Regions from separate parts of the Mus musculus genome. Here region 2 is linked to region 1. Evidence: chromatin loops called from intact Hi-C (ENCODE). Cell type or tissue: heart. All regions are shown on one strand. Each heading gives the region's core, and the rest is flanking DNA. Links, peaks and the distances in the headings are about the cores only. Region 1 overlaps Rhbdd1 (rhomboid domain containing 1). Region 2 holds the start of Rhbdd1 (rhomboid domain containing 1).

Evidence for each region. Hi-C counts contacts between places; a loop is a spot of excess contacts. Peaks named below come from ENCODE experiments on the same cell type or tissue, not always from the same donor. Only the 100,000 strongest peaks of a DNase experiment are listed, where the experiment ranks them.
Region 2: it touches region 1 in a loop (2.3-fold over the local background); 12 of 42 quality-filtered maps call a loop at or near these places.

What each region holds. Positions count from the first base shown.
Region 1 is chr1:82,424,862-82,441,467 of GRCm38, forward strand. The region is part of intron 6 of Rhbdd1 (rhomboid domain containing 1); the gene reads left to right. Among named protein-coding and RNA genes, the nearest start is that of Gm46095, 61 kb to the left of the region's middle. In heart, for the core only: a CTCF peak has its summit at 8,702 (motif pointing left); no DNase peak of the experiment used is centred there; H3K27ac peaks cover 633 bases; H3K27me3 peaks cover 612 bases.
Region 2 is chr1:82,306,488-82,323,093 of GRCm38, forward strand. Rhbdd1 (rhomboid domain containing 1) reads left to right here and starts at 10,092. Exons shown (of 7, transcript NM_029777.3): 1 at 10,092-10,161. In heart, for the core only: no CTCF peak of the experiment used is centred there; a DNase peak (open chromatin) is centred at 10,064; H3K4me3 peaks cover 1,691 bases; H3K27ac peaks cover 1,314 bases; H3K27me3 peaks cover 347 bases.

The DNA of each region.
Region 1 (16,606 bases), core at 3,767-11,766:
GGCTTCCATTTGGCCTTTCCAACCATAATAGCCCTCACTCTACAGTTCAGGGAACCAATATGAGAATTCTGCCAATTTCTGAGTATATCTATCCCAATTATACATTCTGGAACTGGGGAAATCACCACAGGATGTGTCCGGGGACCTACTGGACCTACTGTGAGTCGGACATCAGTCAAAACTCCATTAATCACCTGCCCTCCATAAGCCCCTACTTTAACTGGAGGGCCACAATGTTTCTTGGGATCCCCTGGGATCAGTGTCAACTCAGAACCAGTATCCAGCAGACCCCGAAAAGTCTGATTATTTCCTTTTCCCCAGTGTACAGTTACCCTTGTAAAAGGCCGTAGGTCCCTCTGGGGAAGAACTGGAGAAAGGGTAACAGCAAAACCTTTGAGTGTCTTATCAAGATCCTTCCTCAGTGGAACCTGGCCACCCCTTCATTCAAGGGGTTCTGGATCTGCAAACTGTCTCAAGTCTGGAAATTGATTCACTGGCCGAGATTGCTGTTTACCACGATCTAATGTAGCCTTTCTTTCATTTGGCTGTTTACCACGATCTAATGTAGCCTTTCTTTCATTTGTTTGAGAATTTTTCTGCTTATACAGATCAAACAAATATGCAGTAGGCTTCCTATGTATTTCATTCCTGGAAACACCATGATTGGTTAGCCAGTACCAAAGGTCCAACCGAGTCATGCCATTATAAATTTCACCTCTCCTGTGCTGACCATTACTGGGTATGTTATTATAAACATTCTTTTGTCTACGCTGTCCATTATAATAACTAGAATCACCTTGTCTCGGGCGATTCAATGCTGCCACCTGGCCCTTGTTACCTCGGAATCCAACTAAACCCAGTGAATTTAATTCATCTAATTGAGCAGAAGCATCTCCAATGCTAAGATCTGGCACAAGGAAAAGGGAAAGAACAAAACCCTTCAAATGTGCTGGTGCCCCTCTCACCAATTTGCGTCTTATAGAGCTGGTGAAAGGCATATCTTCTGGACCTTCCCATTGTGGACAATTATGCTTTACACAATATATCCACTCTAGCATTGCAATTTCCCTAAGTCTTAAAATCCCTTCATCAACACTAAGCCATGGAATATCAGGCATCTCCAAGTCATTTCCAGTAGGCCATCTTTTGATAAACACCTCAGCCAACCATTCAAACAAACTTTTGACACCTTTTTTAACTATGCGAGCTTCCGTATTAAACCTAGAATCTCTACTCAGAGGACCCATGTCAATAAACTCAGCCTGCTCTAGTTTTATGTTCCTTCCACCCTTATCCCACACCCTTAAAATCCATTCCCACACATATTCACCAGGTTTCTGCTTGAATGAATTAGCAAACTCATTAAGCTCCTTAGTAGTGTAGCGAATTTCCTCATGGACTACACTTTCTACCTCCCCTCTAGGAGCCTGTTTTGCTTTGAGTCTGGTTACAGGTCTAGAAGAAACTATTGGTGGGCCGTGAGCAGACTCTGCAAAATTAATTTCCTCATGTGGGGAAGGCATTATTTCAAGAGGTGGGGCTGAGGGTACTACTTCCTCAGGTGGGGCAAACCCTTGAGAATCTGAGGATTCAAAATTCTCAGCTTCAACATGGTCTTCCCACACATCCCCATCCCATGTTGTAGGATCCCATTCTTTGCCAATTAGAGCCCTTACTTTAACTGTCGACACACTCTGAGGCTGAGACTTGAATTTTCGCTGTAGTTCAGCCAACCTTACAATGAGAGTTTCTGTTTGATTTTCTGCAACTTGAGCTCTATTGCTACAAGAGAGAAGATTCTCCTCAAGGACACACTTAGCAACTTTTAGATCGTTTACTTGTGTCTGGAGCCTTTCGATTTTATCACACAACTCCTTCCTTTCATTCATCATTTTTTCCACAGATACTAAGAGCAGCCAGCCAGTAAAATCATTTTTCGATTTTTTCCCCATCTTGTAGAAAGCTTTGTGCACTGAATCACCTAATTCATTAAGAAAATCAAGGGCATTAGCTTCTTTAAGTTCGGAATATAGTTTCAACCATGGGTCTTCAAAATTCTCTGAGCTCCCAGGAGGGAGAGAATCTGGAGAGGTTTCAATAGTTGAAAGTGCTGGTGGATCAACAAGCCAATTCCAGAATTTTAAAAGATTCATCCTTGTACTTCTGTTACTCTAGAACCACTCCTGGTACCAACTTCTGTATTAGTCAGGGTTCTCTAGAGTCACAGAACTTATGGATAATTTCTAAATAGTAAAGGAATTTATTGATGACTTACAGTCGGCAGCCCAATTCCCAACAATTGTTCAGTCGCAGCTGTGAATGGAAGTCCAAGGATCTAGCAGTTACTCAGTCTCACGCAGCAAGCAGGCGAAGGAGCAAGAGCTCGAGCTAGACTCCCTTCTTCCAATGTCCTTATATTGTCTCCAGCAAAAGGTGTAGCCCAGATTAAAGGTGTGTTCCTTAACTCGGAGATTCAATCTTCTGGAATCCATAGCCACTATGGCTCAAGATCTTCAAACCAAGATCCAGATAAGGATCTCCAAGCCTCCAGATAAGGGTCACTGGTGAGCCTTCCAATTCCGGATTGTAGTTCATTCCAAATATTGTCAAGTTGACAACCAGGAATAGCCACTACAGGCACTGAAGCCAGGGAGCTGGTTTCACTTCAGACACTGTCAGAGCTAGCTGTGTTCTTAACTTCTGCCTCTGCTTAAGCATCTGTAAGACAAAGGGGAGCCTGGGTGGCCCCTCTGCTTCAATGAGCTCCAAACACTGTAGATGCATCTTAATATTGCACGGGTCGTAGAGCTTTGGATGGTGTTCTCTTTATGGAGTGTGATTAGAGCCGTTGTTCATCGTCTTGCAGATCCCCTGTCTCTAACCTCATCTGTATCCCCTGGATACACTTAGACCTAGAGGTGCCATCCCCCACCCCTGATAGTAGGTACCCCAGACAGGGAAAAATGGCCATGCCTACTCAGTGCCTTTCTTGATCCAACACAAGCTAGCTTGAGCTGCTTTGACATGCAGCAGCATTAAAGGAACAGTGTCCAGTACTGTGACCGTTTTAATAAATTATCAAGATTTATGACCCTTGTCCGTATCATACTCCCTTCTGCCTTTCCGTCTTTGTCCATGTATGCTGTATTGGACACTGACACGCTCTCTGGAGTTCAAAACTGTTTCCCACGTACTCTCTCCATTTGTGTAAGAGGAAGGAAAACAGCCAGCTGGATTCACACATTGGGTTGTTGTCTCATTTGGAAGGGAAGGGAATGGGAAGAACTATCCACTTGTGCCAAGGTGTGGCTATCAGTACTAGTGGCTAAAGGACAAGGTCGGATCCATCACAGGCATCTAGCATGTAAGCCCCCGGGCACTGAGGCATGAAGGTGGTGCTAATCCTCATCCATGATTCTGCCCTCATGATTCTATCCCACACTAAGGACCCTACCTGTCTTCTTGAAGATCTGTCTCTTTCTCTAAGATATATCAAAAAAGGTCACAGTGGGAGACCTGGTGCTTGGTAGGAGACATGGTGGGGGGCGGGGGTGGGTCCTGGAACAATCAGGCTGTGTCAAGTCTGGCTCCTGGCTCTTTGTGGTTATAAAGTTATGTACCTTTGCATTCAGAACAAGGTAACTGAGCTACAGGGGTCAAGGACTGTTGCTGGGACTTGCACCTCTGGTGTCTGGACTCTGCCTGCAGCTGACTGTTCATTTTCTTCTGCACTCGGTGTGATCTCGCCGCCATGATTGCCTCTGCCTCCTCCTCCTGCATACAAGCATGGCAGTGCATTTGCTAGGTTCTTCAGCTGTACCCGGCCCCTGTGTATCCAAAATAGCTGAGTGCAATCCATGACAATGTTGTTTTCAGATGTTTATAATCCCAAAGAGTGCCCTTCTGTCTTTTATAATAAAATCACTCTGGCGTGGGTGTTTTGTATTGGAAAGGCTAGCCAGGCTCACAGCATCAGGTACAGAGCATTGCATTATGTGTCATTTGTAGCCTGCCCCAGGGGCAATGGTGACCCTTGAGACATTACCCTAGCCCTACGGCATAATTAACAAGATCAAAAATATATAAAGAGCCACTCCCCAATCAGGCCAAGATGCTGCAAGAGCATTCACTGCTAGCCTCTTGGGCTTTAACAGCTCGGAATTAGTACTGGGAAGCACCCCATTGCTCTGAAGTTTTAAGTCTTGCCTTTAAATTGAACAGTGGTACTTTTTTTTTTTTTGCCATGTTCCTCCAATAACACCATTGTAAACATGAGGGCTTTGCATTTTAGCATAAATTTGAACAATGTGGTTTTGAAAGAGTTCACCACATCAAAGCCAGGCTGTTTGGGCATGTTTTACAAATTCTTTTCTCTATAGTATTTAAAGCTACAAATGACTCATAGGCTCACATTCCATTTAGATCAGTCATGTTGGCAGCTCTCCTCACTGGGGCTTAACTGCCCTTAGTCTTTGTACCCTGGGAGAGTTATCTTGAAATCAGGTGTGGGCCCTTAGCCAAGTCAAATGCCCTTACTGGCTCTCTTCAGATCCAAGGAAACGCTTGGAAATTGTTGCATTTGCAGCAACAAACCCATCAATTTTGTTCTTGTCTGCTTGTGCTTTCTTTCTTGAATAAAGGTCTCACTATGTCACCATGGCTGGCCTAGAACTTGGTTACATAGTCCAGGCTGCCCCAGATCTGCCTGCCTCCCAAGTACCGGGATTAAAGGTGTTTACCACCTTGCCTGGCCTTCTTGCTTTTCTTTTTTATCTCAAATGTTCTCTGTATGTTCTCTATGCACCCTCCTCACGTTCTGCTTTTTAGTAACATTTTGTTGAGCCACTGGTCCAAGTGAGGGAAGTTCAGGCAAGAGCCTTGTGCTCCTGGTTTGAAAGCAACAGAAGAACAGTGGGCTGAAACCTGATGCTGCACGGGGGCTGTGAGACCACTTGTTAAAATCACCAAGCTTTGGTGGCGGGTAGGATAGAAAGATGCTGAGGTAGAAGGTGTATCAAGGGTGTGCCTTGGCTTGTGTGACTGAGTGGATGGTGGAGGAGAGAGAGAGGGAGGGAGGGGAGAGAGCAGAAGGAGAGCGCCCATGGAAGGGAATTATCAGAGAAACAGGTTGGGTGCTAGACTCCTTTAATTCACTTGGCCTTCAGAATGCCCTTGTGCGTTCCCTAGATTTCTTCATTGTACAAATAAGTAAGCCAAGGACCAGCACCAAAAAGTCGTCTGAGGGCAAACATAAAGGGAAAGCCGGTGCTCAAACTCAGCTGTGCCTCCACACCCACTGTGTGGCTTGCTGGGGCACACCTGGGGCTTGCTGTGTAACCAAGGCTGGCCTGTAACCTCTGCTTCCCCTGGGGCTAAGCATGCACAGTGACACCTCACAAACTTTATCAAATCTTCCTTTTTTCTCCTTGAAACTGTAGGGAGGCCTCCCAGTACTAACCTTCTGTAGGACACACCTTTCCAAATCCACACACGTTTCCAAAAATGCTTAGGGGGTAATTTACCATCCCTTTATCTAGATCTTCAGCTGTCTAGAATCTTAAGGTCTGTTTTTTTTTTTTTTTTTTCCTTTCTGTTCATAATGTACACTGTACTTTTCTGATAATAATGAGTAGGTGTTTAGGAGTAACTCAGTAGCATTGTTTGCTGTCAAATCTCAATACTACAGAACATCTCAAAATAACTTTTGAGATGAATTCTCCCCAGTCTGAGGCAATTAGAAGCAGGCTATCTTAAGAGCACATAAGAGCCACTGGGAAACCCCTGGGAGGATTTGTCTGTTGAATGTGCTATGCTTTAGTCTCAGGGCAGCCTCTTCTTATGTGTGCTAACGCACATACACATGTAGAATGCACGCATGCAGACCCAAGTACGTGCAAGAACATGCGTGTATACATAGAGATGCACACAGATGCACAAGTCTTATCATACACCAGGTCAGAATTCTGGGTAAGAATGAGTTTATTCCATCTAGAAGGCCACACAGAAAGTGGGAATTAGACTCAGGGTTAGGTTCAACGCCATCGCACGCAGAAGCACGTGCTCCTTCTAGGATGGTTTATGACATCATAGAACTGGCTTTAACCATCACGGTTCTGGGCTGACTGACCTGCACAGAAAGGCAGAGCTCTAGGGACCAAGGACTAAGGCTTCTGCTTGCTTGTGTGCTTCTCCCGAAGGCCTCTCAGGCTACTCATCTCATAGCTTATCCACACAGGCGTGGGTCGTCCTCACTTCCAAGTTGTCTGCCAGGTCTTACCACTTCAAAGTTGTGGACATCACACTGTCTCCAGAGTGCCTCTTTGGCTGGTTTTCAGCCTCCTAACCGAGTGTCTTTTTTGCTCTTCTTTCTTTGCTGCTTTGGCCCAGCAAAGAATGAGGCCCTAAGGTGGAAGCTGCTTTCTTTCTTGTGGATCTACCTTGGACTGTCCTTGCTGAGAGCCATTGGCCCAGCCCTGTGATTGACTATGTCACTGTCGTGGCCAGGGTTCCACCTGAAAGAGATGAATGCCCAGAGGGTTTTTAGCTTTAATGATGGATTTGAACAACAGCCCTGCTTCTCTGGTCCAGTAAGACTGTCAGGGACAATTTCCCAGGTCAGGGGTTATCTCCATAATTATGCATTGATATCAATACATCTGGACATGTAGTTATACACTGCCCAGGCTTGTGGTCTTCGAAGAATGTTTAGTGTTGAGTATTTAAGGCTTTTAAGAGCATACATATACATATACATGACATCTCATCTGTCAGTCTGTTTCTTGCTCCTAAATGTGTCAAGAAATCTAGGGTCCTGGCAAATTCATAAAATTCATTAATAGACCGAGCTGTATTTCCAAAGTCTGTGGCTTCCTAGCTTCCCTTATTTGAGTTCCAAGAGCTAGGGTGACTGGACTCTGGTGTGGTCCCCTGCCTAGGATGATAACATCCCCATTGTGCCTATGGCAGACAACAAGCTCTGGCCTCAGCCCCTTACAAGGGCACGAGCCCCGTTGTAGAGGCTTCCTCTAACAACCTACAAAAGCCTTCACCTGAAAATACACCACAGTAAAGATTAGGGTGTCATCATTTGGACTGGGGGAAGGGACAGGCATCTGGTCCAGGGCAGATGCCTTGAACTTGCACCAACAGGCAGGACATCCGCAGCTACTTGAGATCGCAGGTTAAGCCAATGAATTCTCCTGGCAAAAACCATTGTGTGAAAGGGGCTTTGTAGATTTCTAAAACTCATGGAATACTCTGCTCTGAAGTTCTGGTCAGTCCAGTTCTTTGCAAAGGAAAAAAAAAAAAAAAGTCAGGCCACATTCTGACTGTCCTTACACAGCTGTCCATTCCCTGAACTACCACGGTATCAGGCCTTGCCACAGTGAGAGCTGAGCAACTCAGTCTAACCTGCTCTCTCTTCCTCCTCTCCTTCTGTCTGACATCCCTCTGGATTAGGACAAGGATTGGGACCAGACCAGGTAGGAGGTCCGAGAAAGGATACACAGAGAGAGGTGTGACAGCGAACCTTGATTGTGAACGTGTTTAAATTAAGAAAATCCTAGATCTGGGGCTGGAGGGATGGCTCAGCCATTAGGAATGCCTACTGCTCTAGCCGAGGACCCAGGTTCAGTTCCCAGCACTCACAGGGTGACTCACAACCACATGTAACTCCAGGCCCAGGCAATCCAATGCCTGTTTCTGGAGAATGCCCCGCATGCAAGAGGTGCACATACACTCACAAAGCCTCACACAGATGCACAGAAATAAAGATCAGTTTTAGCCAAGGAAATTTCCACATTAGTATAACACACCTGTGTGTGTGCTGCATAACTGAGTGGTTTAATCCCTTGGTGGATCTAAACTAGGACTGCGGAAGTTATAATATGACTGCAGTGTTACAAGGTACTAAAAAAGTATGAGGTGCACCTTGGTTGAAGGAAGTAGGTCCCCGGAGTGTGTCTTTGGAAATTATGTCCTGACCTGGCCCCTTCCTGTTTTGCCCTATTCTGCTTCCTGTCCAGCAGGAGGAAAGGTCCTCTGCCTCATACTCCTGTTGCTACCATGTTCTTACCCATGCATGTGGTGCCAAGCAGCCCTGCACCGAACTCTGAAGCCCGGAGCAAAATGAACCTTCCCTTAAATCGTTTCTGCCAGTAATGCGGTTACAGCGGTGAGAACGGTAACTGCTACAGGTCGGAGCGGCTGTGCAAGTTAGCAGGAACCACTGCACTTAGGCATCCTTCACTGTTAGACATCCTGCACTGTTGCAGTCCTTACAGCCTTCAGTCTTGACAGTCACCGCACATTACATAGTTTCATCTTTCTGACTTGGAGTTAGAGTTGTAAGGGGGCTACGGACTGGAGCAGTAAGCACAAGGCATGTGCACATGAGCAAAAATGAATTCTGACTTTGGAACTGATATGAAACCCCTGTGTCCTCTCTCCCAGGACCTTGTGAGTCTTTCCTGGGGAAGAATTGTGATGTGACACAGAACCTGCTAGGTGCTGGCAGATGACCCGCAGACCATCTAGACAGTAAACAACTCCCTAATGTTCTGTGCAGCGTCTTCTGTAGAGCCCATCTGGTTCAAAATGACCCTGATTCTGCTTACAAAGTGGAATGCTTTGCTGACTGGAATGTGTCCTAGTTTTCGTCTACAGACACCGTGTTGTAGGCCTCTGCCTCCACCTGCTGGCAACTGTAAGCACTGAGAGAAACCGACTGGCTCTTTTCAGTACAAAGATGTTTGGTCTCAATGGCTAGAGTACTTCACATTCATAGCCATACAGGAACGCAGTAAACATTAAGTGTATGGGCTTACTGGCAGCCCTACCAACCCTAAATTCATCTCTTAACCAAGTTCCCTGGTGAGTCCCATGCAGAGAGCAGGAAGGAGTGACCACACTGGGACATCAGAGATGGAGCTCAGTGAAGGCTCTATGTGGCTCCACCGCTGCTCATCCCCAGGCGTGGGTAGCTAGATGGCAAGTCTCGTGTGAAGTGCCCTGGCTGCCCACTTCCAGCTTACCCAGGGCACTGGTAGAGGCAAAGGTCAAAGCTATATCCTCTTGGAACTCAAACGAAGCTTTTACAATGGGGCTGGAGGTACAGCTCAGCATTTATGGGTGTTTGCTGCTTGCAGAGGACCAGAATTCAATTCCCGGCACCCATCTTGGGCACTGCAGAACCCCGTGTGACCCCAGCTTCAGCATAGCCAGCACCCTCATCTGGCCTCTACAGACATCTGCACATGTGTGCAGATAATCACAGACAGACACACATACATACACATAAATAAAACATAAAAATAAAATCCTAACAAAATGTACAATGGAGAATTGTACTTGGCAAACAGTCCTTAGGGTTTGGCCTCACAAGTGGTCCGTCCTGTTAGTGACATATGTCTTTGATGTGTACACAGACTACGCTTTATTTCTGTGGCTTTTTAATTTCCTTTGTTGAAACTTGGAATTTCTGTCTAATCAAGCAAACCTAATATCTATTGGGTGTCTAGCCAGGCAGTCAAGGTCATAGGAAAAAAAAGGAATGACTAAGAAACTCCCACAAACCAAGAAACTAAGTGGACTGTAATCCCTTGGATTGGTCCATGGAACAAAACCTTAGGAAAATTGGCAGAATCCAAATGTAGTCTGGAATTGAGTTCTTGGTAATATTTTGATGGTTGATTCTTAGTATTGACAAATTATCTTAATAATATAACATTAACGTCATAAGAATTGAATTTTCTATTACCTTTGGCAGTGTTAACCAAATATCCCAATAAAAAAATATAAAGTAATTGTAAATGTTTACAGAGTGTTGGAGCAGGGCACTGAATGAGACCAAATGAGTTAGAGGACACTGCCAAAGAGCACAGCATGGTAGTTTCATGTCCAGCCACCAAAAGTCAGAACCAAGCACCACTCTTCAGAGAGGCAACCCCGGCTGCAGGTAGCAGACAGGACAAATTTGTGCTATCCAGGGAGGCCTGCCAGCCCTGAACACTCACTGGAAACCAGTGATGGGCACATGAACCTCAGTGTGGAAGGAGCACAAGGCTGGGATAGCCCTCACAGTTATACAGGAAGAGGATGAGGTCCAGAGTAAGCTCCTGGTAGAGTCATAGCAAGCCCATGCCATGCCTAAGACCATCTAGCTTTGTTCAGAACTCTTGCATTACAGATGTTGTTGAATGGCTCGGTTCTCAGCTTGAGTCTGCCTCCACTGGCTAACTGGTCCCTCTTGGTTGGAAACTGCTGTGCCTAGGTCCAGGGCTGCTAAAACCACCACCATGCTTTGAAGATGAAGGACATAGCAGGAGGTAGGCAGCAGCAGGGCCCAGCTTCACTGTGTCTCAGAAGGACCTAATGTTATTACATATTTTTAACTCAGTTTACTATACTCTGGATTACACCCTGCAACTATCCTCTTCCTTGATAGTGAAAATGAAATGTCTTCGTTGGATACAGTTCCAAGATCAGGGGGCAGGAATTAAGAATGAGACCTCCCCTCTAGGCCCTGAGACCACTAGAACTTCACTGCCTGCCCTCACCCATCATACCGGAGACCTACCTTTAAGAAAACCAGCTCTAAACAGACAGTGGAAAGTCCCTGTCCCTTCCAGGCAGATGTCAGAATAAACGGAGGCCTTGAATACCTGAGAAGTCTGGATCAGGCATCAGGAAATTCTCAGGGGCCTCTAGGACTTGAGCAAAGGCAGCCTAGCAAGCAATGGAGAGCAGCCAAACTCCTGTGCTCCCTCTCATCTGCTCTGGACCCTTCTGAACATCAGGAGAGGCCGTGACCGCAGCCAAGCCCAACCCCACAGCATCTTGAGAGGACTGGACTTTAGAATGCTAAAGGGCGTTCATCCTCCGGCATTGGCGGGGTGTGTTTCTTATGTTTTACTCCTCATAGACCCACAGCACAAAGCTGAATTCTCTATTTTACCTTTAAGTTTCTATTTTCCATTCTTACTTACAGCCTCACACCCATGTCTGAAGATGTGTATCCATTTCTCTGTCTCCATAGCCTCCTGTGTATTAGCCACTCAGAGTGAAGGACACAACATGGCTTCTGTCCTTGGGTCTATGGCTGGTTTTCTAGGAGACTGTATGTATTTGTCCAATGAATGTCCCTAAATGATTTCCAGTAATAAAAACGAAAAGTCCAAAAGAACAGAAGAAGAAAAGGTCTTCCTGGGCGCAAGCAGTCTCTTTGAGCCTCCAGATTCAGTTTACATGACTGGATAAAGCAAGGCACCTCCGGATGGCTAACACAGACCATCTCGTTACAGGTGGAAGCTACTTTAGAAGCTCCTAAAGCCTTTACAAGCCACTCTCAAATTCACTGAAACTCTTCACAGTAAACCACTAAAGGGATAAAAGTTTGATGAGATTTAAGACAGAGTTTCTAAAGATTTTTACCTTGTATGTTTTACATTAAAATCTTTAACCATTCACTTAAAATAAATCTCTCTTGTTGTAGTGAGTCCTTGAGAGAATGGAACTTTGTTGTTAAGCTTTCAGTCAGCCGCTTCCTTCTTGTTCCTCCATGTTTCTATAGGAAGTCAGAAGTACTCAGTGCTTTCAGAAACCATGGTGAACTACCTATGCGGGCTGGGTAGTGTTGTGCCTTAATCTTTCTCAAAGGGGATATTAACTTCAGGAGGTACATTCAGGAGTCCTGAATAAAATCTGGCATTTGTGGGGAATCTTAGGGTCCCCACTGCTTTCAAACAGATCCAGTACCTTAGCTGCCAATAAGACAATGGCATCCTCCTTTTTAGATCATGGTGTTAACTGAGGAACTAGCACATGCCTGGGGCACCAAGAGGGAAAGAGGTGTGAGCCTTGTGTCTTTGGTAAGTCACATAAAATCCTACTGTCTCAATTCTTCACCTGTAAAAGATGTAGGACCAAGACCACACAGAACAATGTGGATGACTGTCACAAATGTAAAGAATGAAGCCCCTCGGACTGCATTTTATGAATTCCTTTGTGGATGCCGTGGGTGAAAATGAACCCGTGTGTTTGAAATTGGCACAGAAATACAAGACAGGAGGAAGGGAAGAGAAGCTAGAGACGAGGTAGGGAGGCGAAGACTCCTAGGCAACCCAGAGGCTTTAAAGGAAAGAACATGGCTGTGAGGACCCGAGGATGAAGAGATCAGAGTATTTTAAACTTGATAAAACAAGAGAGGAAGCCACATGCCCTTCTAGGAGGAAGGGATGGGAGCTTCTGAGCTCTGGACATTTGTGTTTCTTCCTATGTATTTAGTTTCACATACTCAGTTCATAAAAATTGATCAAGTCGTATACTCCCAAAAGAACGATGTTAATGCTTAGGTGGGCATGTAGCTGAGTTAAACTATATGCTGAATCTTTAGTTAAAAAAAAAACAATAACCGTCATACACCTGACAGTTTACTCAGTAGCTTTCTTGCCTGTTGTTCCCAAGTCAAGTCACTTGTGTCAAATGGCCACCACGTCAACCATCTGATGGGAAGAGAACTATATAATAGCAGAGTCATGCTGCCCCATCTCAGAGCTGTTAACTCTGAGATCCCAAGTGCCGAATGAGGTTTACAGTTGGCTGCCTTGATTGGTTGTTTGGCAAGATGGAAATCTCAGTGTTGAAGTTGTGACCATCTGTTACCCTTCTTTCAAGCCATCATGAAATATACATATGTATGAAAGTCACATGGTTTTAGGTGGACTACTGGCCGTTTTGACAGAGATCATATGATAATTAACAACCCCAAAAGTAAAGTTGTACCTAAGCACCTACCCCCCCTCAAAGATCATCTTTCTAAACTGTTGGAGTGGGGGGTTCATGCAGACCTTTCTGGTCTTTTTAAGTAAATGACTTCGCACCTGGCCTTTCAGGAGCCTTTGCAATTCTAATAAAGTAACGTTCTTGAAAGAGAGCAAAGAAATTCATGCTATAGTTTCTCAACAGATAAACCACAGACTGCCAGCAGTTTATTTAGTTCCCCCCCTTACATCCCCCCCCCCCCGTCCAGCCCTCCAATTTAAGGAAAAGATATGATCCCATCCCGTGACTTCACAGTAGTATAATTTGAATGGCGTGAGTGCTTGGCTCATGTGCAGATCTGTGCACTCCAGCAAACTAAACACCCCTGTTTACACCAGTGGTGACTAGTAGGGGAATGGCAGTCAACTCACAAGCCTCTTCAGCAATTTTGATCCGGAGAAAATTGCTTCCCTTCCTTTAGCCATAAAATAGACAGGTTACTGCATTATACATAAGGGTAGAAAACTGAAATTTTTCCATCAAGAACCACAGATCAATAAATTGTATGAACTCACTACTGGTGCTGTAATCTAGCGAAGTCATCTTAAACTGAGCAGTGTTCCTGAGGCTCTTTGAAGCATGCCTACTCTTTCTCTGAGTAAGATTGGGGTCTGACCTCCATTTACAGGGACATGGGGTGAGTCTCATAAATACTAATATTCTTTGCCAGGCTCTTCAGAGCCGGACCATTTCATTCGGGCCTATAAATGGTCAATGTGTGATTTAACTAAATGGAAGAAAGGTCCATACAGGACACTTGGACTTTCCCAACAGCCCCAAGGCTCCTCCATCTTCCAAAAATGTACTGCTCAGTGATGTATGTTAGTTACCTCTTGCTATTCATTTCTTAGAAAGCAAAGTTTACTAGCTAATAGCTCCATACATCTACAAATCACTGCTACAAGCACTCCCAAACACAACTGGACTCTTTCATTAAGAAGTTACTAATTGAGGATGGACAGATGTCTCAGTGGTTAGAGTACTAGCTACTTGTCCAGAGGACCCAGGTTCAATTCCCAACACCCACATGGCAACTCACAACTATCTGTAACTGCAGTTCTAGAGGTACCCCACTCATACACGGGCATGTATGCAGGCAAGACATCGATGCACAAAGGATAAGTTAATATGGTTTTTAATTATTTAAAGTTAACTAATCTTGAGATTTTATTTTGTGTATGGCATCAGTTCTCTTCAAACACAGACATTATGTATGATTCCTGATGGTATCAGGGATTTGACAAGCGGTTATTACATGCTGTTAAGTAATGTATATGCACCGTCCATTGCTCTGAGAAGTCTCCCAAGGAAGCCACCCTCACCATCCCATTTCATAAACTGGGAAACTAAGACCAACATAAGGGAAGCTTCTGTAGCTATAAATCATCAACCTTCCCAGTGTGGCCTTTAACACGGATCCTCACATCGTGGTGGCTCCATCCATAGATGACTTTGTTACTACTTCCTTAACTGTACGTTTGCTACTGGTATTGTAATGGAGCAAACTGATATGCAGGATATCTGATATGCAGTTCACGGCCCTCATGTTGAGAACAGCTGTATGATTACTGTATTGATATGAAAGAGAAAGGATCTTGTCGGCCTGTTATATTCCAGAGCAGTGGAAGGCCAACAGCCCCCTTGGTCAGCAGCTCCCCTCATACAGGAACCAACCAGGGCCTGCTTCATGAAGTGTCTTAGGTGGGGCATGTCCATGAATCCCAGACAGACCCAGGCAACCAGCTCTGAATCTCCACTAGCAAGTTCCCTTTATGAAACTGGAGACGTCTTCCACCCATATGAAGCAAGCCCAGGCCCTGTGCTTATCCCTAAGAAATGTGAGCTTATACCAGAGACTGAGATGCTTTGAGACATGCCCGCAGGTCCCTGAACAGAGAGAACAGTAGTAGATTATGTAGGTGGTTGGAAACCACAGAATCGTGCTTAAAAATCAATGCAAAGGAAGGGACTGGATGGCAGAGTGGACCAGAGCCTTGTCCCGGCACCGTGCTGACCCGCAGCACACACAGCAAGCAGCAGATGGATAAGTAACACCTGACTTAAAATTCCTCTTAGAATATCAGAGATTTATTTACATTTGAAAGCTGCTTTAAAAACTAAATATTGTCAGGAGTGGAACAGTGTGTGGATCCTGAAATAAGTAATTCAGATAGGAGGGTAGTTACCAGAAATTGAGTTTGAAGGACTTTTAAAACTACACAGAACGTGAGGCCTGAGTTGATACTGTAGTGCTGATAGGAACTATAGCACTGTGGTGTTCTTATAGAACCAAACTACTCTGGTTTGTATTGGAACTTAATGAAACACGAGGTGGTATTTTAGACCTGTGTCTTTGATATTAACTAGGGCTTATGAGTGTTGTGGGCTTAGACTGGACTCCCTGTTCCTCTGTGTTCACATAGCAGTGCGTCCACATATCCATGAAGGGAAGCAGGTCAGACATGGTGAGAAGGCATGGGGTTCAGTGGTTCAGAAGTGATGGCAGTTGGGTAGGTTGTAAGAGGTCAGAAAACTTTGGCTCCAGCATGGCTCCCATCTGTACTGGCCAAGTGACCTGAGTTGTCTTGCTAACATGTCACTGTCTTTTAATTGGCCCATCAGTGGAACTGGAATGACAAGATTGGGAACAAAAGCTGAGTGAAACACGAGCCCTTGAAAGGGCTCTATAAATAAATGGAGTGACTTTCATACCTCTGAGTGGATAGGGTTGGGAGTTCTCTAGTCAGTGTGTGACATTTCTTCTGTTGGCTAAGCCTTGGTTATCCTTGAATGCCCTGCAAATGAGTCTAGAGAGAGGGGGAGAGGGAAGGGGAGGGGAGGGGAGGGGAGGGGAGGGCACTGCACCTGTGGAACCCTCATCCTCTGCCCGCTAACTCTTTGCTTCTTCTTTCTGTCATGAAAACATTAGTCCTCCCAAAGGCAATTATGGATCCTCCCATAGAAATACAACAGAGAACACTGGTTTCCTTGAAGAACTTCCCACTTGCTCTGGTTTGTGGCCTATGGCCTGGTGGCAGCTCTGCCACGTTGAAGCTGCTCCCGATTCTCCCACAGCTCATTCTGGGTCCTTTTCCATGTGCAGTGCGCTGTCAAAGACTGATTGGCCTGTGTTCATAAGTGCAATTAAGAATTCCTTGTTAAAAAGCAGCCATAAACAGCAAAGTAGGATTTGGATCTGATTACACAAAGCAATTTTAAGCAATAAAGTGGTGTTGATTTGATTCATGTATTTGCCATTTCAAAAATGCACCCTTTTGAACAAAGACAAATCCCTCTGTAAAGACTGCAAAACTGTATCCTGTGAAACTTTAAATCCTGAAGATTCATAAACTGTTGATGGTGAAAGTTCCTAAGTGTGTTTATTCTCTGTCATCTTTGGTCTAGGTTAAGACAGTGACATATGTTCTGCTGTACTAAAAGGCCATGAAGTAAAGGATCATTGTCAGGGATGAGATGGGTACACGGCCTTTCCTAGTCGCTTTGGTTGTTCACGTCAAGATGTAATGCACAGGCTTAAGACAATGGTCTTAGTATCTCTACAGGAGAGGAAGGACCATTAGAAGTAAGCATTGGCATCCCTGGAACAATACAGACACAAAATCATACAAGTGTCTTGACTTCCTCTTGTGAACTTCTCTTTGACAACTGAAATTCCAGTCATGGATTGAACTGACTCTTCAACCCCTGATTTCAGACATCAATTTCCCCGATTTCTCTTATACCTCACTATAGCTGTGATAGTCCCCACCCCATCCCCGGCTTTGTC
Region 2 (16,606 bases), core at 5,372-13,371, 120 kb before region 1:
TTATCCTGAAGGCTCCTCCTCTTGGCCTCTCTTACTCCCGCCTTCTCTGCCTGTCACTCAAGCTCTCAGTGTTTGGTTTTCCCCTTAAGATAGAAAATGGACGACCAATGGTGACAAGGTTGCTTTTGCAGTTTACTTTTGTTGCACTTTTAGGCTGTCAGGGTGCTGGACTAATAAATGTTCAAAAGTTTTACCTTAACCGATTCCGACAAAAGCCCACAGAGAAAAAAAAGGCAACTGCCCAACACTGGAGGCTGTCATCTCCCTGAGTTCCAAAGCTGTGACTGAGACAGGACTGGAGTTTGTCTGACCTCAAGCCACTTCCTAATGCAGTACGAACTAGTAGTGCTTTTTACATTCTTTAAAATCAACAAACTAACTTTTTCTATCTTTTCCTACCAAATTCAAAAGTGACTGTTTGAGGCCAGTCTTGTTTATAGAGAGAGTTCCGGGACAGCCAGCGCTACACAGCGAAACCTTGTCTTGAAAACCAAACCAAACCAAACCAAACCAAACCAAACCAATCAAACCAACCAACCAAACAAACAAACAAACATTGTTCTTTGTGCATGTGTGTATGCCTCTGTGTGTGTGTGTGTGTGTGTGTGTGTGTGTGTGTGTGTGTGTGTGTGTGTTATAAACTGTTGACTGGCGTTCACTTAAGTCAAATGTTGTAAACTTCTTTCATCGTTTTATACTCATGCATGTTCATATAATACAGGGACTTTCTCTAACTGGAACCATATTTTACAGACATCATGACATCAATATTTTTAAGCACCTGGTAGCTGCTGTTTATCTCAAACTTCTTTGTTCTATTTTTCATTAAGACAAAGTTGTGTATTTTGTTCTTTTTGTTCTTCTATACTACCAAACTTTAATACATATATGAGAATATAAATGTTGAAAATTCAGGTGATTTCATGGTTGTGGGTGTAGCTCAGTGATAGAGTGCTTGTTTAGTGTATTATGTTGGTTCAGAACGAGACTGGCTCTCACAGGCTCATTGAGTTGAATGCTTGGTCCTGGGTTGATGGAACTGTTTGGAAAAGGTTAGGAAGTGTGTCTTGTTGGAGAAGGTGTTTCACTGAGGGTGAGCTTTGAGGTTTCAAAAGCCCATGCTGTCCCCAGTGTACAGCTCTCTCTAAAATTGTGTATGGGAATCAGATATAAGTTCTTACCATGGTGCCATGCCTGCCTGCCTGCAAGCCTGCCTGCTGCCTACCCACTGCCTGCCTGCTGCCTGCCCACTGCCATGTTCCCTGCCATACTGACTGTGAACTCTAACCCTTAGGAACTGTAAACTCTAATAAAGATTTTCTTTTGTAAGTTGTCTTGGTCATGGTGTTTTGTCATGGCAATAGAAAAGTAACTAAGATGGGAATGAAAATATAAATTAATAAATGTAGAGACAGACAGACTCTTACCTGCCTTTCAAATGTTTACATGTCCTTTAGCTCAGTAGCTCTTACTTCCAGTACTAGTTTTATATATTATCATCTTCTTTAATCCTTTTTCCCCCCAGAATGCTATTTACTTTTTCTTCTAGATCTTAGGAGCCCAAAATTTAAAAGGAGCTTTAGAAATAATTTAATGCTATTCCATAACCATTTGGTGGAGAAAAATATATTTCAGAGCTTCCATCAAGGTACATAGCTCTTGGTAGAGAAGAAAATCATATTTTTTTCACTTTCCAATTTTCTGTGCTTTCTTACTCAATGTATGGCAAAAGCATTAGAAACAAAGACTTCTATTAGTCCCATAAATAATAGCTTTCTAGCTTCATGGGACAGTAATTTCTTTCATAGCCTGTTACAGACACAACAGCTAAAGCTCCCTCCTCCTAACCCCCGTCTACTTATTCTCTGATAATTTGTCTTTTGCTGTTTGTTGTTGCTTGTTTGAATTATATTGTATCCATTCAGTTAATTAAATTTAAGGTTATTGGCTACTTCTTAATAGGAGTTAATTTTGTTAGGAGCCTTGCTCTTTTATGCATAAAAAATAAGTGATGTCAGCAGCTTAAATCAAAGGATAAATATGTGTGTGCTCCCAAAAGACACAATGCTGAAAGCCAATACAGAATGTGTTGGTCTCAGAGACTGCACCTGGCCATGAGAGTGGAACCTTATGAATAGAACCAGTGCCCTCATAATAAAGGCCAGAGGGAGGGTCTTTTGCTGCTGCTTCTGACCTTCTAAATGAGGGAACAGAAAGTGGGTATCATGGATAATGCGGAGAGCTTTTTCTCACCAGACATCAGGTCTGCTGGGACCTTGATCTTGGAATTCCCAGCTTACAGCAACATTATTGATAAGTTTCTGCTGCCACAGAACTGCCTAGGCTATGATATTTAGTTACAGTGTCCTAAATGGTCTAAAATAGAGTCGATCTGCATTTCATTTTCAAAGTTCTAGTTTATATTCTATTGGGTACTTGGATGTTGACTATGGAGCAGTTGTCTACATTTTCTGATAACTGAGTCCCAAGGCAGCTGAATGTGGATAACCTAAGGATAGAATAATGCATTACATTTACCTTTGGAAGCAAGAATAATATTTTTTCTTTAAAAAATAGTTCTTTTAAAATATGTATGTATGTATATGTGTGTGCGATATGTGTGTGTATATATCTGCCACTAGTCATTTCTCTCTCACTTTTATTTTTCTCTTCTTCTCTTCTCCCACTTTATCATTGTTGGTCAAAACAAACCACAGAACACTTTACATACTGCCGCTTATATGTTTCTTCTGCCAAAGAACACAGGTGATTGCTCTGAACTTCTCCCATTCACAAAATCCTGGAGCACACCATGGAGCCATTTCACTAGCCCAATTTAATTATTCCAGGGACATCAGATTAAACTGTGAAGGAAAGACCGCTCTGAAGGGATTTTTATCTATTAGCAAACAATGGTAGTGATACATTTGTGTTTGGATATGTTCACAATTGCCTAGAAGAGGCCTTAAACTCACTTTCAGACAACATCTTAGCAGAAAAGCTAAAACCCTGCAGCGTTGATTAGTGCAAACACTGCCCAACTCTTTAGATTTCGATGCAAGTTCCACTTACACACTTTTCCCAGAAGGCACATGCATAGCTCTTCCTGTCTCAAGAACGTATCATCTGAATTTCTTTCTCATACAGCCTTTAGTGTTCATGACACATTCTGCCAGATTTTAGCAACCTGGTTTAGGACACTTTCTTTGAGCTTGCCAATGGAACATGAAACAAGCAACTCGGCAGTTGAAGTCAAAATTTCTCACTGTGGGAGGAAGCCTGGGGATTCCGTTGATATAAAAATAGAAGCGGTGGCTTAAATGCAAACATTTTTAAAGCAATGATTATTAAAATGTGGTGGGTAAGATTTATTATTGCAAAGAAATAGGAACTCTGGGAATGTGAAGAACAGTGGGATGTCTCTAAACTGAAGTTGGAGATGATGATGTGGTAAAGTACAGTTGAAGGTTTTGCAGCACAGTGGTTAGAGAAAAAAAAAGTCCTAAAATGGAAAAAATGTAGAAAAAAATTATTGAAAATAATTCAGAAAATAATTCAGCTAGTAAGTATATTTGTCCTATTTGCACCTTAGACAATGAAACAAAACTGTGGAAACAGGCACCTGATTAAAACACAGTAACTGGTGTTTTGGTTGATACAATCCAATGTCATCCAGGACTAGACATTTAATAGTCAGAAGGAGAAAACCACACAAGCTAGTCTTATCGGATCATCTATCTCCTTATTTATAAAATGCTATTTACATTTGGTGCTTGGCATATAGCAGGCACTTAAAATTGGAGGTAATAAACAATGAAAATAATTAACTTGTTCCCCCTTTAATCGAGCTCCTACCACTTCAACAAAAGCTCTAAATTCATGATCTTAATTGTACAGTGGAGGTCATACTGATAATCACAGAAGATCTTACAGAGTGTCCAGTGAGTAAAAGAAAGAGTTTTAAGACTGCTAAAATAACACTGAGCTGTAAGGAAATAGTCTGAATCTGGAGGTCTTAGCAAGTGAAGAGGTTCGAGTTTTGTGTTAAAACTTAGAGACTCCTGGATGCTCTACTAGCACCATTTTCCCTGCATTGGAAGTGGGCACAGAATCTGAAGCTCTCCACTGAAGCTCTAGTGGTGTTAATGTGACTCTGACTGTCTGTCACCTCCAGAAAGCACCCAGTCAAAGTCCCAGAGATAGCCTTTGATTAACAGATTCTATGCTGGACCATTATTCCCTGGGGACACTGGGTCAGAGAGGATGAGGCTTATCTTCCATCATGGGAGGAGATGACTCTCTAGAAGGGAAATGTAATCCATGATGGGAGAATAAAATGTTTCCTTGTTTAATGTCCCGATATAGGAAATAATGTTTATGGTATGATTGGAAATTAAGAAACACTTGATATATGAGAAGGAGTTTAAACATTAAATTGTTAAGTATGTTAAAATACCTGTGGAGTAGCACAAATTATTTTACTGTTATCACTGTTCTCCTCCACTCCATTAGATTAATTGAGTTGATTAGTGAAAATTGATATGCAATTACAATAATGTCCATAATCACATTGGGATAATTAACAAGCATGGGTCTTCTTGTAAAGGCAATGTTCTACTTGTGGTTTGGGCTATCCTTTATTTCTGATAAGATGTTTTGCATTGGTTGTAAAAAATAACTCAACCGTGATGGGTTCTTACTTCTATATTCATCCAAGACAATGGACAACCATGAGTCCTAAAGCACACATTTCTGTATAACACTCAGAGAAACGACCATTATAACAATTTCTAAAACATGCTAATCAGTTGGATTCCATTGTTAAATGACACTTATTTCCCAAGTAGAATTTAATAGTATCTGTTTTTAAACATACACTCTAGCTTTCCCACTCTCCTTACATCTCAATTTCCGATTCCTTTAGTCTGGGATGTCAGAGATGCTAAAAATATAGAGTATAGGTACCGAAGAAAGCCGGCTCTGGAGAGAGGGTATTACAGGAGGCAGAGTCATGAGGTGGGTCTAGTCCAGGCCACTCTGTGTTCAGATCATGTTACCACATGCTCCTGGTATGTGACATGCAGCTCCAGGAAGAGTGTCTCCCCGCTAGACATTTGTCTTGCTTTAATCTAATCTGCCTTTGCTAAGCCCTTCTTCACATTTGGAATATGAATATTTATTCTGTGTATATTGGAAGTATGGGAGTTACTTGTTGACAATACAGAGACCTAAAGTTAGGACATCATCTCAAGTCTCAAATGAAACTTTGGATTTTTGAACAGTGATAGGATAATGACAATGGGACCTCTGAAGTTAGACTAAGTGCAATTTTGTGTCCAGTCCACTAATTCCCTATGGTAACGTTATTAGGAGGTGCAGCCTTTCTGGAGGGTGGTTATGTCATAGGAGAGGAGCTTTCATAAATGAGGTTGTTAACACTTATAAAAGAGACTGCTAAGACCAATGCCTTTTTGTATTCTCTCCCAATGTGAGAATACAAAAAGAAATATATGAAAAGTAGACTCCCAGAGAGAGACAATAAACCTTTGAGATGACAATTATTACAGGAGAATGAAAGATAGGTTACAACAGTATCCTGCATTCTGCATGGCAACTGAGCCTGTATCTTTATCAATGGCCTCTCCTGAATTTTCTTCAGGAACTTCTCCCTGCCATATGGAGTCAAGCCTCAGCCAAACTCAGTAACAGCATGTGCCTATAAAACCCATATGTGGGAGACTCTTACACATTACTGAGATCAACTGCTAGCCTGAGATGCATCCTTGGCTCCCTGGAACATGGCTACCACGTGCTGACTGGGAGGAACTACTACTCAGAAGATAGCACCTCAATGATTTTCTATTAGTCACAGCTAATTTTCTTGGCCCCAGCTAACACAACATCCATTATCCCCGTAATATAAAGGCTTTAATTCCATAGACATTCAAATATCACACACCACCACTATCACCATCTCCCCACACATACACGTTAATAGAGTTTGGGGATACTCCCAAACTTTCTTCTAAAATTTACAAGCCACAATTGTCTGCATTTCTCTCAGTATTTTTTTCTTAGTCTATTGATCATGTTTTATGTTGATTTTTTTAAGTGAAAGCAAACTTATGTTTATACTGTTCTTATGTATATTGTTGGATTTGTTTTGCTAATATCTTGCTTATATGTATATGAAGAATATTATTTGTAGCTCTTTCTTATACTGTATCAAGTTATTATGATAAAGCACCTTACACACACACACACACACACACACACACACACATTTCTGGAGGAGCACTATGTCTTAACACAAACAGATACTGTGTTCCTGTGAAACCAAGGAAGACTAAAGTTTGCTGCAAGTACCAGAAGCTAGAAATGGGTAAGAATTTTTCCTCCAGGTTTCACAGGGAGTGAACATGGTCCAGCCAACATTTTGATACTGGACTTGCAGCCTCTAAAACTGAACAGTTGTGTAGCTGATATTTTAGGTCACCCAGGTCATAGTTTTCTTCTCTTCTTTTCTGTTCTGTCCTCTTTGTCTCTTTCTCCTCCTCCCCTCCTCCCCTCCCTCCCTCCTTCCTTCCTTCCTTCCTTCCTTCCTTCCTTCCTTCCTTCCTTCCTTCCTTCCTTCCTCCTCCCCTCCCTCCTTCCTTCCTTCCTTTTCTTCTGTTTCTGTCTCTGTCTCTGTCTCTGTCTCTCTCTCTAACAATCCTAGAAAATGGAGTCTTTTTTTTTTTCTTGAACAAGTTTTATCAGTTTAAATCTAAGACCTCGTTTAGTTTATTTACAACACTTACCTTATTAACATAAATTTATGCAGTTTCTTGTCATCTAAATTCCTGTAGAATGGGTTGGGTGATATAGTCATTTCATGCCTCGTTTGGGACATTTAGTGTGGTTTTCTTTTTCCTTTTGGTAAATTGAATCTTTTAAAATCAGATTTTAATTTTTATTGATTTTCCTCCATTTTTATGTGTATTAATTCGTCTTTTATGTTCTCTGTGTGTGTGTTGCTCATTTTAACTACTCCTAAAGCTAAGCTATTGGGACATTTCCCCACTATGTTGCTTTAAAGCAGCACTGTTAATGTGGGTCAACATCATCACTTTAATGGAACTGGGACATCTCTGCATTTCCTTCTTGTCCAGTTAAAACTGCTCTCTAATTCTCTTTGCCTTTTTAGGCATTACTCAGTGGCTAAATTTTTTAATTCCCAAATGTATTTCTTTTGTTGATTCCTAATTTAATTTTATTGTCACCATCGAGGATACCCTGAATGATGCCGTTAATTTTAAATTTATTCACGTTTGTTTTATGATGCACCATATGGGGCTATCCTGGAGAACAGATATCTTAAATTAGCTATAAATTCTGCTGTTATTAAGTAGAGTGGTCTGCACTTACTATTTTGGTAGTATTTTTTTTTTGAAGTTTCTATATACTTAATGGTTTTCAGTCTAATTTCCTACCCATTGTTAAGAGTATTTAAATATCAGACTTTTGCTGTGTGCTTCTTAATTCATTTCCTCTGACATACCCCGCTGCGCAGCTCTGGAACCTTGTTCCTGCTAGGCAGGCACTCTAACATTTGGATACACCCTAAATTCCCAATGCTACCAATTTTATCTTCATGACCTTAGAGTTATATTGTTGGATATGTAGACATTTACAGTTCTTGTCTCTTCTTAATGTTTTGGCTATCTTATCACAGTGAAATCTTTTTTTCCTCACTACGAACCTTTTAGTTTTGTAACATCTATTTTCTATGGCCATTATAAGTCTCTTAGGGTTAGTGCGGGTGTGTGTGTGTGTGTGTGTGTGTGTGTGTGTAGTCTACTATTAAGTGTTGATAATCTTATCACGACACTTGGCCCAATTTTGCCCTGTTATAGTTCTCATAGCCGAATCATCTAATTTGAAAGCTGTTCCATAAGAAGGATGATAGACAATCTCTAATCAACGTAACCCATCTTTTGAAACAGTTTGAGTGTAATATATTTGATTCATTAGAAGCTGTGAGAGATAACAACAAACTCCTCCTTTACAGGATAATCCAGTTTTTTGGTACACTGTGTTGTTGTCTGGCATCTTTTCTCCTTCAGGGTGGATTCTGGAAGGTGGGAATGTCTATCTGCCTTTCTGCTAGTTTCCACCCAGTTATGAAATGTTCAAAGGAGGTAACCAAACCCCCAGTTTCAACACAGGCACCATATTTTATGAACATTAATTTGAGTCAAATGGCTAAGAATTGTTGCTTGTCCCTCAAGGGTTAGATACAATTTAAAACTGCACACCATAAATATATTTCATATACTAAATGGAATATGCATAATAATATCTTAGCTGACAAGTAAAATACTTTTGAGAACTTAAAAATTATAATTTTTACAAGGTAATGTAACAATGACTTGCTTTTCTACAAAAACGTTAGAGGACTTAGTCTGGCTTTGAGTCTTTAGTAATTTTAAGCTTTGTTTACATGTAAGAATTCTGACTGTCCCTCTATTAAAGTTTAGGCTAGGAAATTATTACCCAGATAATGGGAACTCCTGATATTCTTGCATCTATTTTCCAAGTGGAGAGATTACAGGTGTTTGCCCCTATGTCTGGTGAGGTCATTAAAAAAATGGTTTTTCTCTGTCCTCTTATATGCCAATGAAACATTTTACTCATATTTAAAATAGGATTAAAATGTTTTTTTTCTTTACTTTTTATGATTCAGGATGTCATATAGACTAAGCTGGTCTTGAAGTTATATAGCTGAGGCTGTCCTTGAACTCCCAATCTTCCTGTCTCTACCTTCAAACTGTGGGGTCATTAGTGTTCACCATCACAGCCTGCTCCCCAAGAACATTCCTAAGCCCTGTCTATTTACAATTGCATTTTTTTTGAGATTACTGATTTGAGACTTGATTTGCGGCTCTTTTAAAGTCACTTCTGCACTTAAAAACAAGATAATAACAAAAACAGTGTAAGTATAGAAAGGGGTAGACTGACAGAGAATATAAAGCAAGAGTATATTAATGGAATGGATGCATAGAATTGGTGGGAAGAACAAATAGAGACCTCTCCTTTTGAGAAATTGCATTCATGTTTTCTTCCTAAGGAGATATATTTCTACATGCAATTTAGTTCCCCCTACTCACTTGGGTTCCATTTCCAGGAATGCAGTTTCGCAATGTCAGTCTTGGACTTACATACCCCCCCACTTTTTTTTATACCTGAAAGGGGTTAAATTATAAGAATTCATTCTTGAATTTGCTAAGAATTTTGTCACTTGAAATTCTCATCTATATCTCCTAATAGTGTGGGAAATTTTCATTCAAATTCCAACTACAAGGGAAAATTTTTTAGGAGAATTTCTTCTGTTATACAATAGAAGATTAACTTTTGGGGGACTGGGAAGTTTTTAATATGCTAACTAGACGTGGCTACTAAGCCTTTTGGTAAATATACCTGCACCCAATTCATGCCTTGAAAAGGTGGAGCTCTCCTCTAATTACTAGAAAAATAATTACACCAAACATCGTTTTCTTGTAGGACACAAATGCAGCATTGCCTTTAGAAGAAGCTGCCCATGAAACTGGTTCCACGTTAGAAGGAGAAAATTGCATCAAACGACCTAAGTCACAAAAACCTTTTCTCACGAGCCCTTAAAGCAGTAAACAGGCTAAGCAGTGTGGCCTCGTGTTTGTGCTTGGGGAATGAAATGTACACCGTGGCCCTGTTTCGCCGGCCTACTTTCTGGGATAAGCAGCTCTCCTGAGGCCCATTGGGAACAGCTACTGTCTCCACCGTCCACTTGGTAGACTACACTGCACCGGGAAGAAACTTTGGCCTTGAGGGAGCTGGCCATAGGCGACTCATGCGCTGTGCGCGTGGTAAGTGATTATTAGTTAGTTATGGCTGTAAAAGCACACCGACACCCTTGTTGCTAAGGGTTGAATAGGATGAGCGCTACGCATTAGCTAGAGGAAGCCGAAAAGGCAGTACGAAGCACGGAGCATGCGCAGACTGCCGCTCCTTTCCCTAGGCCGCCGGAAGTGGAGCCTGCGGAATCGGCGTCCGTGCCGGAAGTTGAGTCTCCGGATTCGGCGTCCAGACGTAGTGACGCACGAGCGCGGGAGTACGTGAGGACGCAAGCGGGTCTTAGAGAGAGTGAGTTTCCGCGTCTCTTCAGCTGAGTGTATGGCATCGCTTTTGTGCGGCGTGTGTTGCGGCTTCCCGGGACCACGGATGGCGGGGCCGGGGCTGAGATCCGGGCCGCTGCGGGCCGGGCGGAAGCGCTGCTATGGGGCCAGCCAGGGTCCGCTGGGCGGAAGTGCTGCTTAGGGACCGGGCGGAGGAGCCGGCCCGCCGGGTCCGGGTCTTCTTCTCCCCTCCGGCCGGCCGGGATGGGGTCGCAGGGGCAGTCGCACCGGTACCGCTTCCCTGGCTCATGGAGATCTAGGCTGCCCGGATAGGCTTTTGCGAGGTTCCTCCGACTTCAGGAAGTTTGAGGCGAAGTTGCATCAGCTTGCACAGAGCTTGCAGTGGCAGGTGGTTGGGGGGGCGGCCACTTCTGTCTCAAACACACAGACCCATCCTAACCTCTGTAAGGCTGTCTGTACCACAGAATAGAGGACAGACATACACCCGAGGGACTTCACCTCTTCTCTTTTCACACATGCCTTTCCGTTTTTCCAAAACAGGCATTATTTAAAACAACAACAACAACAATAACAACTGTAATATCTAATTATTGCACGGTTAAGATTCAGTTGTCAGACTCATTTATAAAAGTCCCTTTCAGTAGCTTCATGACACCAGGTTTTCTTTGGGGGGGGGGGCATGGTGCCAGGTTTTTTGTTTTTTTTTTTTTTTCCCCCTCTACTTTTCATCCCAACGTCCTAACCTCATTTACCTTCTTCCTGCTTCTATTACTGATTCTGCTTCGGATCTTCTAGTGTTCTGGTACATTCCAGGAGAGCAAGTGCTCCTGCCTTGGTCCTGGGTTTGCTCTCCATCAACAGCATCTTCTGAGGGAATTGTTGGCAGTACAGATTTTAGTGTCATACCCCTTTGAGCAAGCCTTTCGGTCCATTCTAGCACTTCCGGGTACTGAGTTCGACGAATAACAGCGTAAAAAGTACTCACTCGTTATGGAATTTTATACATAATGAGGTTAGAGTAAGGTGAGGTATTTTCTAGATCTGGAATCTTGACCGAATCATTTAACTGTGACTTCATAGTACTAAGTGTTGACATGTGAAAACAAGTGGGTAGCAATAACCCATACAAAACACTCCAAGAGAAGTTACTAGACCTGCATGAAGAAAGCGCACAGGTCGTGGAGGAAGGACGAGGTGTAGGGTTAGAGAGCAGTTGGAGTGCATGATTTTATGACTGCTGCAAAGACTTTTATCCCAACTACTTATGAATAGTAAAAATTTAGATACAGGATAGTTATGGATGTCTCACACCTGTAACAGCAATGCTCAGGAGGCTGAGGCAAGAGATATCCTAAGTTTGGAGTCCAGTCAGAGCTACATCATGAGACCCTATGCAAACAGCCACATCAAGCGAGAAAGTTACAGCAGTCCGTTATGCCACTAATTTTATTTACATTGTGGTATTTTAGAAAATGAACTATTAGAAATTGTGCCAAGGTGGTTTAAAGGTCTTTGCCCTTCTTGTTTCTTCAACTTAGTTATACCTAAGTTTGTCCTGTAGTTTGGTAAAGGCCAGACCAGAGTTACAAAGAAGCATACAGTGGTGGCTAGCACCCCGCCACCAAAAGCTGTTTCTGTCCTTAGCTTTTGTCCCTATATATGGTATGGCTCCATCTTAGCAAAGAAGGGCTCATGTCCATTGGGGACGGTCACAGTTAAGTGGACAGGCTCCCAACGGGATGATTTTTATTTTATTTCTCCAAATTACTACATGGAACATTTTCTAAGAACTATTCCTTTCTCCAACGGTTCACCTAGAGGAAGAAATAATCATTTGGGGTCTGAAGCTACTGTTCTTGAGTCTAGGCTCATTACAGTGTTAAAAAGGGTCAGTGACTAGTGGTGGCCTGTGTAACACATAGCTTTGACTAAAGAGCACTGGTGCCAAGGCCATGCTGAGACTCCAGAATATTATGGGCAATAAATTGTCATGTAAATATATCACTTGTGATACCTGTTTCTATCCATAATAGTTAACCTTACCACCAAAGTGATACTGTCCCATCATGAAGCGATTGTTTTTCAGAGACTCCTAATGTTTTATTATTTTCTGTGTAAGATAGATAGATAGCTGTGGTTCTGGGTCAGGCAAGCCCTGCTTGAATTCCTCCCTCTGTGTATTGATTATGCCCCATAGACAGATTAGCTTCCTTCCAGTTTTAATTTCTCCTGTAAAGTAGAAGCTACCTAAGTTAAATGAGATGCTGTGTTAACTGTTACTACTACATTATATGTTAGGTAATGTCTCTTTTTGAAAGGGGAAGATATAATGTTTAACATTTAATTCTGACTGCCCTGTTAATTTCCATCTTTTGTTGTTGTTGTTTTTTGTTTTGTTTTTTTTCTTTTTTTGGTTCTTTTTCGAGACAGGGTTTCTCTGAGTAGCCTTGGCTGTCCCTGCCTCTCAAGTGCTGGGATTAAAGGCATGCTCCCCCACGCCCGGCTAATTTCCATCTTTTATGTACTAGGTTGTTTTATGACGTGTTCACTGCTTTTTAAGCGATGGAGATGCTGAACCAAAGCTTTCCTAATCTGTGAGGAAAAAGCAAACACTGGAGAAAATTACAGCTCAGCGTGCCAGAAGAACACTAGTTCTCTCATAATCAGTGATTTCTAGACGTTGTTTTTATAGTTTCCAAATTAGAGATAATTAACTTCAAACTATCTTTGATTGTCCTATGGCCAATTTCATTTGATACAGTCAGCTGTGTCATGTGATGCTGTTATGTTATAGAAGATACTTCTGTAAATAAATGCATAAAAATGTTATTAACCCTGAAGTAATTTTTTCAATACATATGCTTTACAATAGAACACAAGTGTGTTCAACTTTTTAAAAATGTCAAAGTTCTTACTTTTTTTTTCATGCTTCTACATTTAACTGTGAGTGTATGAATGGCATATGCATAAAGGCATTCATAGCAGACCATACTTTTGTTTACTTTGTAGTATATTATATGAGGGTAGGGAACCAAACATTAAAAGTTATATACTTATGTACATATACATTAAATTTATTGTGAAAAACCATTAACTGCTGTTCTTTAATGTTGCCATTATTGCATCCAAGCAGTGATTCTCAGGGTTTTGTTTGTTTCTTTGTTGACTTATTTTGTTTTAACTTGGAGCTTGTTAAGCAGAAATTTACCCAGAAGGTTCAAGAGCTGGGAGGCTTTAAGATCAGTGACATTGGAGTACACAGGTTCCTGGTCCAGAATGTGTCCAGAGAAGTGGGGTTCTGAGGACCTGTGTATGATTAACTGTCAGAGGCAGAGCTCGGAGCATGAGCTGTACCTAAAACTGTGATGGTAGGAGTCTAGATACTGGGGATCCCCTGCCCTGCAGAGTTGCTGGCTTTGTCTCTGGGCTAAGCATATGTCTGGGTTCTCATACAGAGTCCTGGGTGATGATTAAAAACCAAACATAAGGCTCCCAAACACATACAGTCTTCAGTTTGTCCCATATTTTATAGAAACGGGATTCTGTGCAGAAAAACAACAACGAACCCTACAGCTTGTTAACAATCCCTGACACTGTGGCAGCTGTACCACTGTTAAAGCTATTTAGGATTTCAACTTTTGTTCAGTCTCTTAAGTGACTGAGGAAGAGGAACAAAGTCTACAAAAGAAGGATACTTATGTATACAACCCACAGTGATTTTTGTTGGATGATAGCATCTGGTTTTCATTCATATGGTGAAGTAGATTTGTGTGTGTGTGTGGGGGGGTTAAAGTTAATTTAATAATGATCCTCAGAAAAATAATTTCAAATCTAACCATTTGTTAGCTTGTTATTATTAGTGGTGGTAGTAGTAATACTGTCATTTTCACACATTGAGAGGGTTTTCCTGGGGACAGCTGGAGAGTGGGGGAGGGGAGTTACTTTCAATCACGCAGCTGCTGCTTGCAGCATCATGGTGATGATATTTCAAAGCTGGTGGGTAATTCTGGCTGTATTCAGAAAAGCAAATGTGTCATATTTCTGGGATGCAATAGATAGTGTGCAAGCGCCCTTTGGGATCCAGATGATAGCCAACTGACAGTGTGCATTCAGGCTTGCATGTCGGTGTTATTTACCATCTAGTTTCTTGGACGTTGTTACATGCACATCATAATTACAAAGCAATAAAGTCCGGTTCCACTGGGAGACGTCTCATTACGTTATGGACAGGAAGGGAAAATGAAAACGGAATTTCAGTGGTGTACTACACGCTTTCACGTGCTATGCGCTTTTATCCATTCTCCTCCGCGGCCTTAGGAAGTAAGTGTGAGTTTCTTTGTCTAGTGGATAAAGAGGAGTTCAGCAAGACGGAGGATGTGGTCTGTCCCAGGCAACATGCCATGCTTGACCCCTCCCGACTAACTTCAGGGATCCTGCACCCTCAGCTGTTCCTCATGGTGCTAAGTGGCATACTTTTCATCCAGAGTCACAGTATTAGGATAGCAATGAGTGAAAGTTCTATACGTATTATAGTGACCTCAGTCTTAAAAGTAATATGTACTGTACATGTGTTTTGGAGCTATGCATAATCCTGTTTGGTCCCTCCTCTTCCCGCCCTCCACACCCCGCCCCCCAACAAAGTATTTTGGGCAACACTCAAACTTTGACACCTTTCATATTGCTGGTAACAGCGATTTTGTACTTTGGGGTGTTGTAATGAATGAATTGTTCCAAATTTAAGTAACTATAGAAAGGCTATATACTGGTCATATAGTCTCTTTTCCACAACTTTTCTTCTTCCCTTCAAGGTATGCTAATTTTATACTAGTAAGAGGCCTGTTAGGCTTCTCAATTTCCATCCTTTACTTTTTGTGAGATGCTGCTGCTGTTTTGAGGGGTGGGGTGGGGGAATCATTTCACCTTCTCCCTCATTGCCTAAGGACAATGCTTATCCTAGTGTCTGGTTGCCATAGAAACCTTAAAGCTTGTTTTGCTCTTTCCTGTGCATGCATGCATGGTTCTGTGCAGTTTTGAAGCAGTTCCTCATGTGCCCATGCTGCTGTTGATTGCTTTGCCTTTGGAGGTTGTAGCTTTCTGCAAGGACTAGCCAGTTAAACAGTATAGATTGATACAGTCATGTTCTTCATGAAGTTTCAGACACATACCTTGACTGCCCCACGATTAGAGAAGTGTTTTCCTTAATGCATTGGGTAAAAGGAGACTTAAATAGGTGAATCTCTAGAAAGTGCCAGACCCTCCCTTTGTTCCGTTTTTTTCTTGGCTTTTTTTTTTTTAGTGGATGAGTGCAATGCTTGCCATGAAGTTCTAGGTAGACCTTTGTATCCAGTGACACTTCATTGATGTGTGTATTCTAGACTTATTTTCCATGAAGAACAGAGACACAGAGATGCAGTAGAAAACCATTTGTGTAATTACTAATACACATTCTTTTAAAAACATTACCGTGGTATAAACAGACACATAAATAAAGACACAAGTGGGACCCTTTGTTTTTTCCTTTTAAGATACACTTGTCATTTCAGTACTCAATGAGCGTGAACATTTCAGAGAACTTCCGGCAAAAGTTGCTCTTGCTTGCATCCTTGTCTTATGCTCCCCTGTCTCTAAGCACACCATGCCTGCAATACAACCTATTGCACCTCCATATTCTGGTTCTCTTATGGGCTAGAGCTTTTTCAGTCTAAAGGAGATAGTGATGCTGGAAATAAACCTGCTTGTGAGCACCTTTGTAAATGTATGGTGTTATGGGTTGACATCTTTGCAAACAGAAGCAAAACTATCTAATATATATGATCCACTTAATTTAGTTAAAGACAAGAAGCTTACTGGGACCCATGCAGATGAGCACACATACAATAGAAAATCCAAATGGCCATGCCTCAGTAACAGTCATTGAGAAGGGAAGCTCTCTGGGTTTCTGTAGTCTTGGCCACCTTGATGAGCTCCTTCAAGTGACAGTTTTATCAATCCCGATTTCATTAGTTCTAGGCTCGCTATTCAGGTCTGAGTTCCAGGGCAGAGTTGTTACTCCAAGTTCGCTGTCCTTTGACTGAAAGCCCATCTTTTCCCTGGAGGTCACACTAAATGGGGTGGGCCACAGATTCTTGTTAGAGAAAGAATGGGGGTATTTATGCTAGATAGGCAAAAATCTCCAACCTGTCCCAATCACAGGTAATTTACAGATGTCCTGTGTTCTTTGCAGGAGCAGACCCCGTCTTTGAAGTTTGACTGCTTTTCCCACTTGACTTAATTTTTGTGCAGAGCTGATTCAGTTCCATAAATAATTCAGCATTCGTTCATGCACAGATGAAATGAGGGGTGGCAGTGGTGGGCAGCACTTTCCTACTGACTTGGGATAGACAAAGAGATCTGGTTAGAGCAAAGAGGAGAGTAGAAGTCCTTAACTCCTCTAGAAGGGCGTGATCACGGTA